Linked DNA regions of Homo sapiens: region 1 is linked to region 2. Evidence: chromatin loops called from intact Hi-C (ENCODE). Cell type or tissue: spleen. All regions are shown on one strand. Each heading gives the region's core, and the rest is flanking DNA. Links, peaks and the distances in the headings are about the cores only. Region 1 has its middle 71 kb from the start of TFRC. Region 2 overlaps LINC01983 (long intergenic non-protein coding RNA 1983).

Region 1 (5,237 bases), core at 2,570-5,069, 160 kb before region 2:
TGCTGGGGGAAGCACGGGTGCTTCTGCTGTGACTGATGTGGCAACCGTCCCAGAGGTGCCTCCTCCGCCCGCCACACCCCACAGACCTGAGAGGCCTTGACTGGAGCAGGCCCTGCCCATACCTTGGTTTTGGACTTCATGCCTCCAGAGCTGTGAGAGAAGAAACTTCGATTGCTTTAAGCCCCTGGGTTTCTGGTAACTGACTACAGCAGGTGTGGGAAGCCAGCATCCTTCCACATTGGTGCAGAGGATTCTGAGATGTCCAGGTAGACTTGGCTTTTTACCAGGGTGCAATTGAATTGAGATATCGTTTAGTACAAAGTTTAATTTTAAACATTTTGTGGAGTACATCAATTTTTTAACCTGATTATAGTAAACTCTTTGCCTAATAATAGGTCATGAAGAGTTCTCCTTATGTTTTCTTCTAAAATGTTTACACTTTTGTAGTTTTCATTTTAGATCTGTGATTAATTTCAGTTAAGTATTCATAAGATGTGAGGTTTAGATTGCAGATATTTGCACATGCCCGTCAACATGATTCATAACCGTTTGTTGGAAAGACTCCTTCCCTCCATGACTCCTTTTGCATATTTGGCATGTTTGTGTTCTGGACACTGTATTCTGTTTCAAGGATCTATACGTTTGCTACTCTGCAAATGCCACCGTCTTGATGACTGCAGATTTATAGTAAGTCTTAAAATAAAGTAGTTTTAATTTTATGTTTTCTCCAACTTTGTTCTTCTTCAGTATCAAGTTGCATATTCTCTGTCTTTTGCCTTTCCATATAAAGTTTAGAATCAGCTCGGTTTAAACATTTTTGTGGGATTTTAATTGGAATTGCATTAAACTACAGATCAATTTGGGGAGAGCTGATGTATTTACCATGTTGGGTCTTTCAATCTATGAACATGTTGTTTCTCCATTTATTTATACATACATACATATATGCAAAAATTGTCTTCATAGGTCTTTTGTAGTAACTTGGAGATCCTGTACATGTTTGGAAAGATTCATACCTAAATGTTTCATTGTTTGGACCTGTTATACAAAGGCATTTTTTAAAAAATTGAGTCTCCAATTATACATTGCTATTATGGAAAAATATGATTGGCTTTCTATGTAAATGTAGAAATATGATTTGTTGATCATAAATTCTACTTTGCTAAATTCATTCATTATTTCTGAGAGTTATTTATTTATTTTGTTTTTGTGTTTCTTGGGATTTTCTGTGTGTAAAATCATGTCATCTACAACTAAGGACACTGCTGTTTTCTCTCCAATCAATATGCATTTTATTTCTTTTTCTTGCCTTGTACTGACTGGGATTTTAAGTGTGATGTCCAATAGGATTAGAAAATCTGGGCATTCCTATCTTCTGCCTGATCTCACTGAGAAAGCATGAGTCCCTCACTGTTGAGTGTGATGCCAGCCATAGACCTTCTGCTGATGCCCTGTTCAGGTTGGAGAAGTTCTCCTCTTATCTTTGTGGCTGAGTTTTTATCATAAATTGATATTGCTTTGTCAACTGCCTTTTGGCATCAATTGATATTATCATGTCATTTTTATTCTTTAAACTGTTAATATGATGTATTGCATTAGTTGATTTTACTTTTTAAGCTATCAAACCACCCTTGTATTCCTGGAGTAAATAGCACCACTTGGACTCTAGCATGGTATTCTTTACTCTTTTTGTTTATTGCCAGATTTAATTTGGTAACATTTTAATGAGGACTGTTATGTCTATATTCATGAAGAGTATTGATCTGTAGCTTTCTTTATTTGAATGCTCTTTGTCTGCATTTGGTATCCTGATGACTTGCCCTCATTAAATAATTTGGGGAGTCCTCCTCTTCTGTTTTTTGAAGACATTATGTAGAACTGATGGCATTTCTTTGTGAAATATTTATTAGAATTTCTTAGCCAAAAAAATGGGCCTGGAGATTTCTTTGTTAAAAGGTTTGGGAATACAAATAACCCTCTGAGGGTATTGCTTTCACATGGGGTGAGTTTGTGTTTTCTGAAGAATCCGTCCATTTTACCTGAGTGTTGAGTTCATGTGTATGGAGTTGTCATATTATTCCCTGTTTATCCCTTAGTGTCTGCAGTGTCTATAATGATGACCCATTTTTCTTTTTCAATGTTGGTAAACTGTGTCTCCCTCCTTTCCTTTTTTATTCAATGGTATTGTTAGAAGTTCACCAATTTTATTCAAATTTAATCAAAGAATTAGGTTTGGTGTCATTCATTTTTCTATTGTATTTTAAAATAATTTTGTTGTTTTTTGATCTTACCTTTATTATTTCCCTCCTCCTGCTTGGTTTTGATTCATTTTGGTTTCCTTTTTCTACCTTTTAAAAAGTCGAAACCTACATTATTGAGAACTTTCTATCTTTTTAGTATAATCTTTATTAATAGAGCAGTGTTACCACCTCACTGTGGACTTCGTCTATTTCTCTTTTTGGGTTTTTAAATTTTTGTTTCAAGTATTTTAGAGTTCTGGCATTTGGTGAATTCACATTTAGGATTGTTGTTTTCTTGACCCTTTTGTCATTATTTTTTTCTTCTCTTTATCCCTGGTGATTTTGTTTGCTTCAAAGCCTACTTTGCCTGATACTAACGTGGCTTATCCCACTGTCTTCGATGAGGGTTTGCATGGTGTTTGCTTCACTTTTTGCCTTTTGATTTTCATTCTATCTCTATCATTATATTTGGGGTGATTTAATTTTACACAGTGCATCACTGTCTAGGAAATAAAATGTACATAGTTAACTTTTCACACTTTGCCTGGAACCCATATTTGCTAGTTGGAATTTGTGAATCCATCTTCATGTAGGTCTCCTTCACCTGCCCCTCCAGTGGCAGGAGAGTTACAAGCTAGGTCTGCGCACTGAGTCTCCACGAGAAGATATTCTCATTTAAAACATTCCTTTCTCATGTTTTTCTCTGTTGTTAAGATTGGATAATTTCCATTAACCTATATTCAAATCCACAGACTCTTTGTTCCATTCTGATATTTCTTTACTGTCTTCTATAATCCCATCCAGTGAGGTTTTTTTCAAAAAGAACTTATTGCCCCTCCATTCTAAGATGTCCATTTGGTTTATATTTACATCTTCTAGTTCCTTCCTGAGATTTTCTCCTTTCTCATTTGTTTCAAGAGTGTTTGTGACTAGGGCTGCAGTGGTTTTATCACAGCTATTTTCATGTTTTTTGCCAGCGGATCACAACATCTCAGTCATCTTGGTACGGGCATGGGCTGGCTGGTTCCTGCGTGAGTTGCCATTTTCCTGGTTCTTCATATCCTAGTAAGGTTGAATTGCATTCTGGACACCATGAATATTACGTTAGGAGACTCTGCATCTTATTTCACTCCAATGAAGAATGTTGATTTTGTATTGGTTTGTTTTAGTGAGCATTAACCCGATTAAATTCAGGCTGTAAGTTTCAACTAACATTTTGTGGTCTGGGTTTCCCCAGCCAGTTCCTTTCTCAAAGCCTTCAATGCTGTTTGCATGTGCCCAGTGTGTGCACCGCCAGGGTCTAGGCTGAGGTCTGCCCATGAGCTCAAATCCACATGTGAACAGCTCAGGGCAGCCCAGGAGGCCACACGCCACTTACCAAGACTCTCCCTCTCCCGAATCTCCCTAAAATGTCCTTTCTCCCTGGGAACCCTCATTTTCATTCTCTAGCTAGAAAGCCGGGGATTTAGTTACCTGCTGAGCTGTGCACTCCCATGGCTGTGGCAGGCCTGGGCCAAGGGCTGGGAAGACGTGGGAGAAAGAAGCAGTGGGTCTGGCCCCATCCTGCTGGAGCCCCACATGGAGAGGAAGTTCCCCCACGGGGCTGGGTCCTGCCCTCTGCCATTGTCCCCACAGCTGCTGCCACAGACCCAGGTGATTGCCGGGGGCAGGGGGCAGAGGGCAGGGGGCAGGGTGTGGGGAGGGGTGGGGTGTCTGCCCTTCCCCTTAAGTCCTCTCTCTGTGGCCCCCAGCTCAGGCTGTGTGGTCCTTCCTGGAGTGTCCTGCACGTGGCCCCTGAGAGCTTGTGGACCCTGCTGCCTCGATGCGGGCAGGGGATGCAGGGGGGATGCGGGAGGGGACGCAGGTGCACCTGCTGCCTGGCCACTGCTCCTTATGTTCTGCCCCATTGTTCTTGCCAGAGTCCGTGGCCGGGGGCTCCCTGGGAGAGGTGAGTGGCATGTCTCCCCTCCTCAACCAGTAACAGGAGCCCCCTGAGCTGCGCCTTCCCAGCAAGGACTCCAGAGGGCTCTGGCCACAGACCTGCCACGGCTTGCTTATATGTTCAGGAACTAACATCGCTTAAATATTTATGCAAACTTCTGTCCATGGAGTCGTGGAGCTTCAACTACTGGGTACTTTTCATGGAGTCCTAGTTCACACGCACTAGTTTCCTTTTCTACTATTTATACTTTTGTGGAACGTTAAAAGTTGTTCTATAACATTTCTGTCCCCTAAAAATGTCTTTTAAAAATGAAATTTGATACATATGAAATACCGACGCTTCTACAGTTATGTCTTTGTCTGTGTGATCACGAGCTGGGACGGGTCAGCTCAGGTGGTGCTGAGGAACCACGTGGCTTAAGAGCTGTGACGATTTTCAGGACTTTGTTATGTAGAAGACGATTTCTGTTTCTACTTTGAATATAAACGTATGTCAGTAGGAATGAGGCGGGAAAGCCACCTCGTGGCACATCACTATGTGTTAAAAATTCTAAGACGTATCGTCCTGTGAAGAACTTCCAAAGGGATGGCTCTCACTGACGGACGGCTCCTGACCACGTTTCGCTGCTTCAGGGACGGTTCTGCTGCATTGGTCTTTCCTTGTGGGTAATGGCCAGGATTTAACCCCAGCGCAACCTACTGAAGCCCCACTCCTCTGACTTCAGAGCTGTCCAGGGCCCAGGCTATGAGGCAGCTGTTGAGAGGTCCCACGTACAGGTTGGGTGCACCTGTTTTCAAGGAACTTACAGGACAGCTCCGGGAACTGAGGCCGACACGACAATGGAGAATTCAGGCTTTGTTTCACTTTCTTAAAAAAGAAGTCCAATTAGATTTATGAGTATGACCATGACCATGCATAAATATAACTAATTTCTGAAAGTGCTACATACATGAGTGCTGGTTCTCGGGTGCCAGTACAATGCCACGTGTGTGAGGCTATCAACATTAGGAAGACAAAAGACACTCCCAAAATACAAGTCAGAACAGGGTCAAGTG
Region 2 (8,800 bases), core at 3,777-6,276:
AAAGGAAAAAAGAAAAATAAAATTCTGCCCCCTCATAGAAGTTTTAAAATTTCAAATAATATCTTATGTCTAAGTATGTTATTAATCCATTCATCAACACATGTTTTCTACTTTCTATTGTGTACCTGGCACTGTGCTGGGAGCCAGAGGGCAGTGATGAGCAAAGCAGGAACAGGTGAGCAGGTATGGAGGGCCTGACATCACACAAGCTGTCATTCCAACTGTCAGCCCTGTGCCAAAATAAAAGAATGGCTTTTTCCCCCCAAATAAAATGTTTACCTTGTTTGCCAAAAGAACATTCTCATTATAGAGCTTCTGGATAACCTCCCTCTCAGAGTGTTTCCCGGGGACTCCACCCAAGATGCTGCCCTAAGTGTCATGCAAAAGAGAACAACGGAACCTTCAGCTCATCCTGGCTCTTGAATCCAATCACTGTTGCACAGCTTGGGGCTTCTCTCCTGTTGTGTGTATGTTTTTTAACGTGCTCACTTTATTATAGATTTGTAAATATTGAGCACATGTGCCAAAATACTCTGTCATTCCCGTTTGGCTGGTTATAGAGATAGTTCCCATTTTTCTTCTATTATTCTTATTGCCAAAGAAACCTAACTGTGCTAAGTCTATTACTATTGAATCATCCCCTCTCAGTGCTTAGCATTTACTCTGGTGCATTCCTTGAAAAAATCACAGTTGGCCATTATGCTATTTTTTTTTTTTGATACAGAATCTTACTCTCTTGCCCAGACTGGAGTGCAGTGGTGCGATCTCGGCCCACTGCAGCCTCTGCCTCCTGGGTTCAAGTGATTCTCCTGCCTCAGCCTCCTGAATAGGTGGGATTACAGGCATGTGCCACCACGCCTGGCTAATTTTTGTATTTTTAGTAGAGACAGGGTTTCACTATGTTGGCCAGGCTGGTCTCGAACTCCTGACCTCAAGTGATCCACCGGTCTCAGCCTCCCAAAGTGCTGGGATTGCAGGTGTGAACCACTGCGCCTGGGCCCATTATGCTATTTGAGCAAAAGATTTGTTAAGCACACCTCTACACTCCTCCCTCCCTCCCTCCCTTCCTCCCTCCCTCCCTCCCTCCCTTCCTCCCTCCCTCCCTATCTTTCTGATAGGGTGTTGCTATTCTTGAGTAACTGGATCTACAGGCATGCACCACTGCACCTGGCTCAAGAACTTTCTTCTTACACTGTACATATTTTGGTAAAAATGAAATCCTGATGAAGCTTCTAAAAGCCTTATTGTACTTAGTTTTACTTAAATATAGACAGTTCAGGAAAGCAGGTATTTCTGCCACTGGTTGTGTGACCTTAGGCAGGCCCCTGTTTTCCCTGGGCCTGAGTTTCACAGACCGTAAAGGAGGAGATCGGGCCCCTCCCAGCTCTGGCGTTCTGTCCCAGGAAGGAGAAGGCCGACGGCGGAGGCTGATGCTTTGGCCCTTCCCAGAGCTGCCTCTGCTGTCTGTGCCTCTTTTCTTTGCTCTGTCATCTTCCCTTGCTAAAGGCCCTGGGTTGGGCCCCAGCTCTGCTACTTGTGTGCAACTTCATTCTAGCCTTTTATTTTATTTTATTTTATTTTTTGAGATGGAGTTTCACTCTTGTTGCCCAGGCTGGAGTGCAATGGCACGATCTCAGCTCACGGCAACCTCTGCCTCCCGGGTTCAGGCGATTCTCCTGCCTCAGCCTCCCAAGTAGCTGGGATTACAGGGATATGCCACCACGCCCGGCTAATTTTGTATTTTTAGTAGAGACGGGGTTTCTCCATGTTGGCCAGGCTGTTCTTAAACTCCTGACCTCAAGTGACCCACCCGCCTCGGCCTCCCAAAGTGCTGGGATTCCAGGCGTGAGCCGCCGCGCCCGCCCATTCTAGCCTTTTAATCTCTCAATGGCATCAGTTTCCTCGTCTTGAAATGGGGTTGAGAAATTGTGAGGAATTCAAAGCGTCAGAACTTCCAGCTGCGAGACCTTATTTCCTGTTCACTTTTGCTTCTTCCCTGCAGACCAAGTTGGAGGTGCGTCCTCCTTTTGCCAGACCTCCTCTTGTGCCTCTTGCTGTATGCAGAGCGTCGTGATGACAGTAAGAGAGAAACCACCAGTCCCCTCCCGGTGGGAGCTTGCATCTGGGTGGGAGGGGCTCATAGAGGAGGCAGTTGAGGAAATGCGTAATGGTTGTGGGGCAGGGGTGGAGGTGAGGGGAGGCAGGCACAGCCAGACTGTGAGCCAGGCAGGACTGGGCAGATTTGGACATGGGTGGCCTGAGTGGCAGCAGCATCAAGGGTTCTGGGACCAAAGCCACTTGTTTTGGTGCTGGTCTCAGTGCCCTCCACCCACGTCCTCCAAACCCGAGGAGGCCTCGGGGCTGCCTGTGGAGGTCCATGGCCTGTGGCCCATTCTCATCTTGTGCCTCTCAGGCGAATTTTCTATTTGGGTTGTTGTATTTTTCAGTTCTAAAATTTTCATATTTCTTTTTAATATTTCATGTATCTGCCAAGATGATGTATCTTTTTGTTCACTTCAGTAGTGTTTGTTCTTACTCCTTGGAGCATGGTTATAACAGCTGCTTAACGTCTGTGATATTCCAACACCTGCCTCATCTTGGGATTGGCCTCAGTTGCTTGTCTTTCTCCTTGTGAGATGTGAGAGTTCTGTGGTTCTTTGTACGTTGAGTAGTTTTGGATTGTATCTTAGACTCTGTGAAGATGAAGTTATGAGATTCTGGGTCTTGTTTAAAGCCTGCAGAGAATGTTATTTTTGTTTGTCAGCAGGTTGGTTTTAGCAGGTAGTTGACTTAGGCTGAGACCCCAAGTTCCAGCGAGGGCAGCTCCAATGTCAGTTTTCAAGTCTCTGTATTTTGTGGTTGGGATCTGCCCCACACGTGCACAAACCAGTGGCCAGTCTGGGACCGGGGTGATAATCTACCCACGGTTCAGTTCTCAGGGCCTTCGGTGTGCAATTTACGGTCCGCGCCTGCGCCGTCGAGGGATACTTACGGCCCGCGCCTGCGCCGTCGAGGGATATTTACGGTCCATGCCTGTGCCGTCGAGGGATGGGCCCAGGAGCTTGGATCCAGCTTTATGGGATTCCTGCCCTGAGCACCTCCTTCTCTTCAGTCTCTGTGACACTTTCTGGCTTTGGGGCCACCCCACCCCACCCTTATTCCCCCACCCTTTCTGGCTCTTTGGCTTGAAGGCCTGGGCTTTAGCTTCCCTGCTTCACCACACACTTCCTGAGACTGCAGCTGCCTCTGCGGCCAAACAAAGAGAAGATGGAACGAGAAAAAAAAGCCAATGGGAATTTCCTCCATACTTTTGGAAGCACAGATCCTCTGGTCAGAGAGAAGAGTTCTCTGTGCCTGTCCAGCTGTTGTGGTGGGTTTGCTGTAAACTAGGTACCCATTGACTGATGCCAACTATGGGATGCCTTGTGGGTCATCCAGAGGGCAGATGTGGGCCTGAAACTGAAAACTGTGATCACAGCCTGTAACCCCTTGTCACCTGCTGGAATGTAAGCTCCAGTGAGGACAGGCCTTCATTGCTTTGTTCATCGATGTATCTCCAAGTGCCTAAAACAGCGCCTGGCACATGGTAGGCACTCAGTAGGTATTTGCTGAGCTTGGTGAACTATCATTTCTGGTAATAGGAGCCTCTGCCATTTACCCTGTACAGAGGCTGTAAACCTACGAAACTCAGTGTTCCCTTTCTAGGACAAATATTTTGCAACACCTTTACTTTACTGAAATGAAATTCCAAAGGTAATATAATCTGTCCACATACCGTGTTTAAACATCAGCCTACTGTCAGTCACAGATTCGGGGTTTGCCTTACTATACTGAAATTAAATTCCAAAGGTAATGTAATCTGTCCACATACCATGTTTAAACATCAGCGTACTGTTGATCGCAGATTTGGGGTTTGCCACCCACACCAGTCATCCAGGACCAAGACCCTTCCTCCAGCTGCAGGAGTGTCGGCTGCTCACAGCTCACAGCTGAGGCCCAAGAGAGCCACATTTTTGTCCCTGGGGGGAGGGGAAGCACACATCCAGTGACCGGTCGAGTCTCCACTCCGGCATCAATTTGGGACATCTCTGAAGGCCACCCCAGGCCTAAGCCCTGAGGGACCAGCTGCATCCTCTGCTATGACTATATCACAGCTCCACTTCTCCCTCTGCCCGATCCTGTATTATCTGCCCCTCACAGGCACACAAATCTCCCTCTCAGAGTGTTTCCTGGGGAACTCGACCCAAGATGATGCCCTAAGTGTTGTACAAGAGATAAGAGGCTGGGTGTCGTGGCTCACGCCTGTAATCCCAGCACTTTGGGAGGCTGAGGCGGGCACATCACTTGAGGTCAGGCGTTTGAGACCAGTCTGGCTGACATGGTGAAACCTCGTCTCTACTAAAAATACAAAAATTAGCCCAGCATGATGGCGCATGCCTGTAATCCCAGCTACTTGGGAGGCTGGAGAATCACTTGAACCTGGGAGGCAGAGGTTGCAGTGAACCGAGATCACTCCATTGCACTCCAGCCTGGGTGGCAGAGCAAGACTCAAAAAAAAGAAAAAAAAAGGAGAGATAAGAGAAGCGTAGTTTATAATAAATGTGTTCTCTGCACACACACTTAGGCGTGACTACACTAGGACCTCATAGCATGAGTTTCTCAGGTCCCCCCTCAGACCAACTGGACAGGAGACTGCACTTTGACAAGTTCCGCAGGCATTTGTGTGCACTGGCGCGTGAGAAGCGTTTCTCTAAGATGTTACAAGGGTCAGATGCTTGTGCCTAAGTGACTGTGTGACACACGAGGGCGGACGCACGAGTCACGGCCACTCAGATACCACACGCGGCAGGTGCCGCCAGTGATAAGATTTCCACGTCGGTGAACAACTGTTGGTAAAGTGCCGAACAAAACACGTTATGAAACTTTCTCAACTTACACAGTAGTTGCATTCCCGGAAAATTCAGTTTGTCTTAAAATTGTTCGCAAGACTATTTTGTCACGTAGGATCCGTGACATTTCCTCATGGCGCATCACTGCCCCACGCATTGCAGGAGGCCGGGCCCTTCGCGCCGGTAGCCCTTGGCTCGGTGACAACTGAAAACACCCCCAGAGCTTCCCACACTGTCCACTAGGGGACATCACTGTCCTCGTTGAAACACTCCCAGAACTTCCCACACTGTCCACTAGGGGTCATCACTGTCCTCGCTGAGAACGACTGGTCCACCAGAGAGAACCCTGTGCTTGGAACTTGACATGGTATTACACGAATCCTCCTGACAAGCATAAGAAGTCTTATATTCTCTCTCTTTAGCTAAGAAAACCAAGTTCAGAGAAGTTCAGCAGTTTGTCCAGGGTCACACAGCTAGTAAGCAGGTAGCAAGCAAGATCTGGACCCAGGTCTTCCTGTCACCAAAGCCCATGTTTGCCACAACGTGTGCTTTCCAGGTGTTTGTAGGTGATCAAGAGTTGCACGGTCCCTAGGCCGTGGCCAGGTTTATTTATTTATTTATTTATTTTTATTTTTATTTATTTATATTTTCTAGATGGAATCTCGCACTATTGCTCGGACTGGAGTGCAATGGTGCAATCTCAGCTCACTGCAACCTCTGTCTCCCGCGGTTCAAGTGATTCTCCTGCCTCAGCCTCCTGAGTAGCTAGGATTACAGGCGCCTGCCACCACACCCGGCTAATTTTTTGCATTTTTTAATAGAGTAGTTTCACTATGTTGGCCAGGCTGGTCTCGAACTCCTGACCTCGTGATCCGCCCATTTCGGCCTCCCAAAGTGCTGGGATTACAGGTATGTGCCACCGTGGCTGGCCTATTTTTTATTTTTATTTTTGAGACGGAGTCTTGCTTTGTTGCCCAGGCTGAGTGAAATGGCACGATCTCAGCTCCACTGCAACCTGCGCCTCCCAAGTTCAAGTGATTCTCCTGCCTCAGCCTCCCCAGTAGCTGGGATTACAGGTGCCTGCCACCACACCTGGCTACTTTTCGTATTTTTAGTAGAGACGGGGGTTTTGCCATGTTGGCCAGGCGGGTCTCGAACTCCTGACCTCAGGTGATCCACCTGCCTCAGCCTCCCAAAGTGCTAGGATTACAGGCGTGAGCCACCGAGCCAGGCGGTGGCCCATAAGTTTTAAAAAGCTCTCCACGGAGTTGTCATGAGCACCCAGGACTGAGAGCCCCTGAGCTTCACTTGGAATTAACGTGAGCTTGAGCGAGGCTTTGCAGCACGCCGGGCTTGGCAGGTGCAGGCGGAGCGGACCGAGGCGCTGAGGCCGGGGCTGCGCTGGGAGGGGAGCGCGTCCTCCGCGGGCCGGGGTGGGGCCTCCCTGTCTGCGCGCGCCCCCTGCCGGCGGCACCCGGCCCTGCGGCTTCAGCGCGTCGGTCCCGGCTGGAGCTGAGCGTGGCTGGAGAACAAATCCACAGCCAAGTGTGCGTCCGGCTCCTCCGGGAAGCAGTCGTGAGATGGGGATTAAACTCCCCAGGGTTCTATTAGGGGAGGTGACTGTGTGAGAGAAAATAAGGAGGCAGCCAGAGGAGCTGGGAGAGCCTTCAGACGGCCATGCAAGTCTGCACCTGCGTGAAGGAACGAGGGAGGGAGCGCCCCAGACCCGCCGTGTGCCTTCCTACCCCTGCCCTCCCACCCCTGCCGCAGCCAGCCGCTGCCTGGGGCTGCCCCGGGAGGCCCGGCCTCAGCGCACACCACGCTCAGGTGTGCAGCCTTCCAAGGGCTGCAGCTGGGCCTCGGAGTGATGGGAGGTCCCTTCCTCTTCGTGGCCACCTCACCAGTGTCATGGCTAGGAACGTGGGCTTTCGTCAAGACCGCCTGGGCATACCCCACTCCCGCCTGGGTGTAGGATCGCGAACAACTTTCTCACCCTTCTCGAGCCTTGGTTTTCTCTTCCGTATCATAGACATCAAAAGAATTTGCCACAAAGAGTGGTCACAATGCTAAGTGCTTGGCATGCGGTAGAGACTCGATCATCCTTAGCTGTTGTTATTCGTGTCAGAGGCGTGTGAACCAGAGCGACTGCATCTTGAATGGGAGCTGGGTAACATGAGGCCGAAACCTACTGGGCTGCATTCCCAGATGGTGAAGGCATTCTAAGTCACAGGATGAGATAGGAGGTTGGCACAAGATACAGGTCATAAAGACCTTGCTGATAAAACAGGGTGCAGTAAAGAAACCGGCTCAATCCCACCAAAACCAAGATGGCCATGAGAGTGACCTCTGGGCGTCCTCATGGCTACACGCCCACCAGCACCATGACAGTTTACAAATGCCATGGCAACATCAGGAAGTTCCCCTACATGGTCTAGCAAGGGGAGGCATGGATAATCCACCCCTTGTTTAGCATATCAGCAAGAGAGAGCCATAAAAATGGGCAAAGCAGCCCTCAGGCCTCCATCTGTGGTGCAGCTGTTCTTTTATTCCTCTACTTTCTTAATAAACTTGCTTTCGGGCCGGGCATGGTGGCTCACGCCTGTCATCCCAGCACTTTGAGAGGCCAGGGGCTGGGGCGGGTGGTGGATCATGAGGTCAAGAGTTCGAGACCAGCCTGGCCAACATGGTGAAACCCTGTCTCTACTAAAAATACAAAAATTAGCCAGGCGTGGTGCGGGCGCCTGTAATCCCAGCTACTCGGGAGGCTGAGGCAGGTGAATGGCTTGAACCTGGGAGCCGGAGGTTGCAGTGAACCGAGATCATGCCACTGCACTCCAGCCTGGGTGACAGAGCGACTCTGTCTCGAAATAAAAACAAACAAACAAAAAAATAAACTTGCTTTCACTTTACAGACACACCCTGAATTATTTCTTGCACAAGATCCAAGAACCCTCTCTTGGGATCTAGATCGAGACCCCTTCCTTGTAACATTAGGACTCTTCAACTATTCCCATGTTATCTGAAAGAGTGTAAAGATACAGTCTATTCCAGAAGGAAATCTTTCTTGTAAATCCATCAAATATTTACATGTTCAGAGCCGCCTTCGCCCAGGATGGGGACACTGGGGATTCTTTCTGCTCTACCCTAGCTTTTCCCTCCCTCCTCCACATCCAGGGGGTCCTGGAGGCCCTTCTATCCACCCAGGACCTTGGCTCCGTCCAATCTTCCTCTTCCTGGAGCAGACGAGAAGACTTTAGGAGCCATGGAGGAGGGGAGAGGGTGAAAGAAAATGGCCCTCGGAAAGGCACAGCCACAAAACCAGCGCACCTTTCTTTTGCCATCATTGGTGGCCTCACGACTCTGGTGCACTGTTATGCTGAGAGCATCTCTATTTCCCCTCCATTTTCATAAAGATACCCCCACCCCCAGGAAGGGTGTGGGGGCCAACTCGGTGGCCTGTAGCGTTGTCCATGGATGAGCAGGAGAAGCACTGGGGAGGGTGTGGCCTGGTCCGGCTTGGAGGTGGGGGAGGCGCTGTGCAGGGCTGCTCCTGGGAGTCTGCAGAGGTGGGCACAGGGTGAACCGAAGGTGTGGTGTCCGGGGCGGGGGTGATCAGGGAGGAAGCCCCTCCTTGGTCCCAGGGAGCAAGACCCAGGCCTGAACCGAGGCACCAAGCAGGAAGTGCCAGGGTTTGTGACAGGCTGGAAAGGAGGGAAGGGGGCAGCGCAGGCCAGCCCAGGACAGCCGGGACTGCCCTCCTCCGGGCGTGTGGACAGATCAGGCATGTCACCGGTGGGGCCCCGCACCTAGCGCCAGCCCCAGCTAGACCCATCACCGGCCTGTGCCTTCTTTTCTCCCCAGGACAGGCTTGGCCGTGGTCATTCCAGAGGGGCCCAGAGGCGGTGAGACTC

The links. A loop is a pair of places that touch in the nucleus more often than their neighbours do. Peaks named below come from ENCODE experiments on the same cell type or tissue, not always from the same donor. Only the 100,000 strongest peaks of a DNase experiment are listed, where the experiment ranks them.
Region 1: a loop joins it to region 2, with 2.8 times the contacts of the local background. A loop is called at or near these places in 14 of 110 quality-filtered maps.

Annotation. Positions count from the first base shown.
Region 1 is chr3:196,007,975-196,013,211 of GRCh38, reverse strand. No RefSeq gene overlaps it. Among named protein-coding and RNA genes, the nearest start is that of TFRC, 71 kb to the left of the region's middle. In spleen, for the core only: no CTCF peak of the experiment used is centred there; DNase peaks (open chromatin) are centred at 4,021 and 4,211; H3K27me3 peaks cover 1,559 bases.
Region 2 is chr3:195,847,412-195,856,211 of GRCh38, reverse strand. All of the region lies in intron 1 of LINC01983 (long intergenic non-protein coding RNA 1983), which reads left to right. Among named protein-coding and RNA genes, the nearest start is that of LINC01983, 8.6 kb to the left of the region's middle. RefSeq lists an enhancer at 4,889-5,389. In spleen, for the core only: CTCF peaks have their summits at 4,923 and 5,135 (motif pointing right); a DNase peak (open chromatin) is centred at 5,161; H3K4me3 peaks cover 399 bases; H3K27me3 peaks cover 1,274 bases.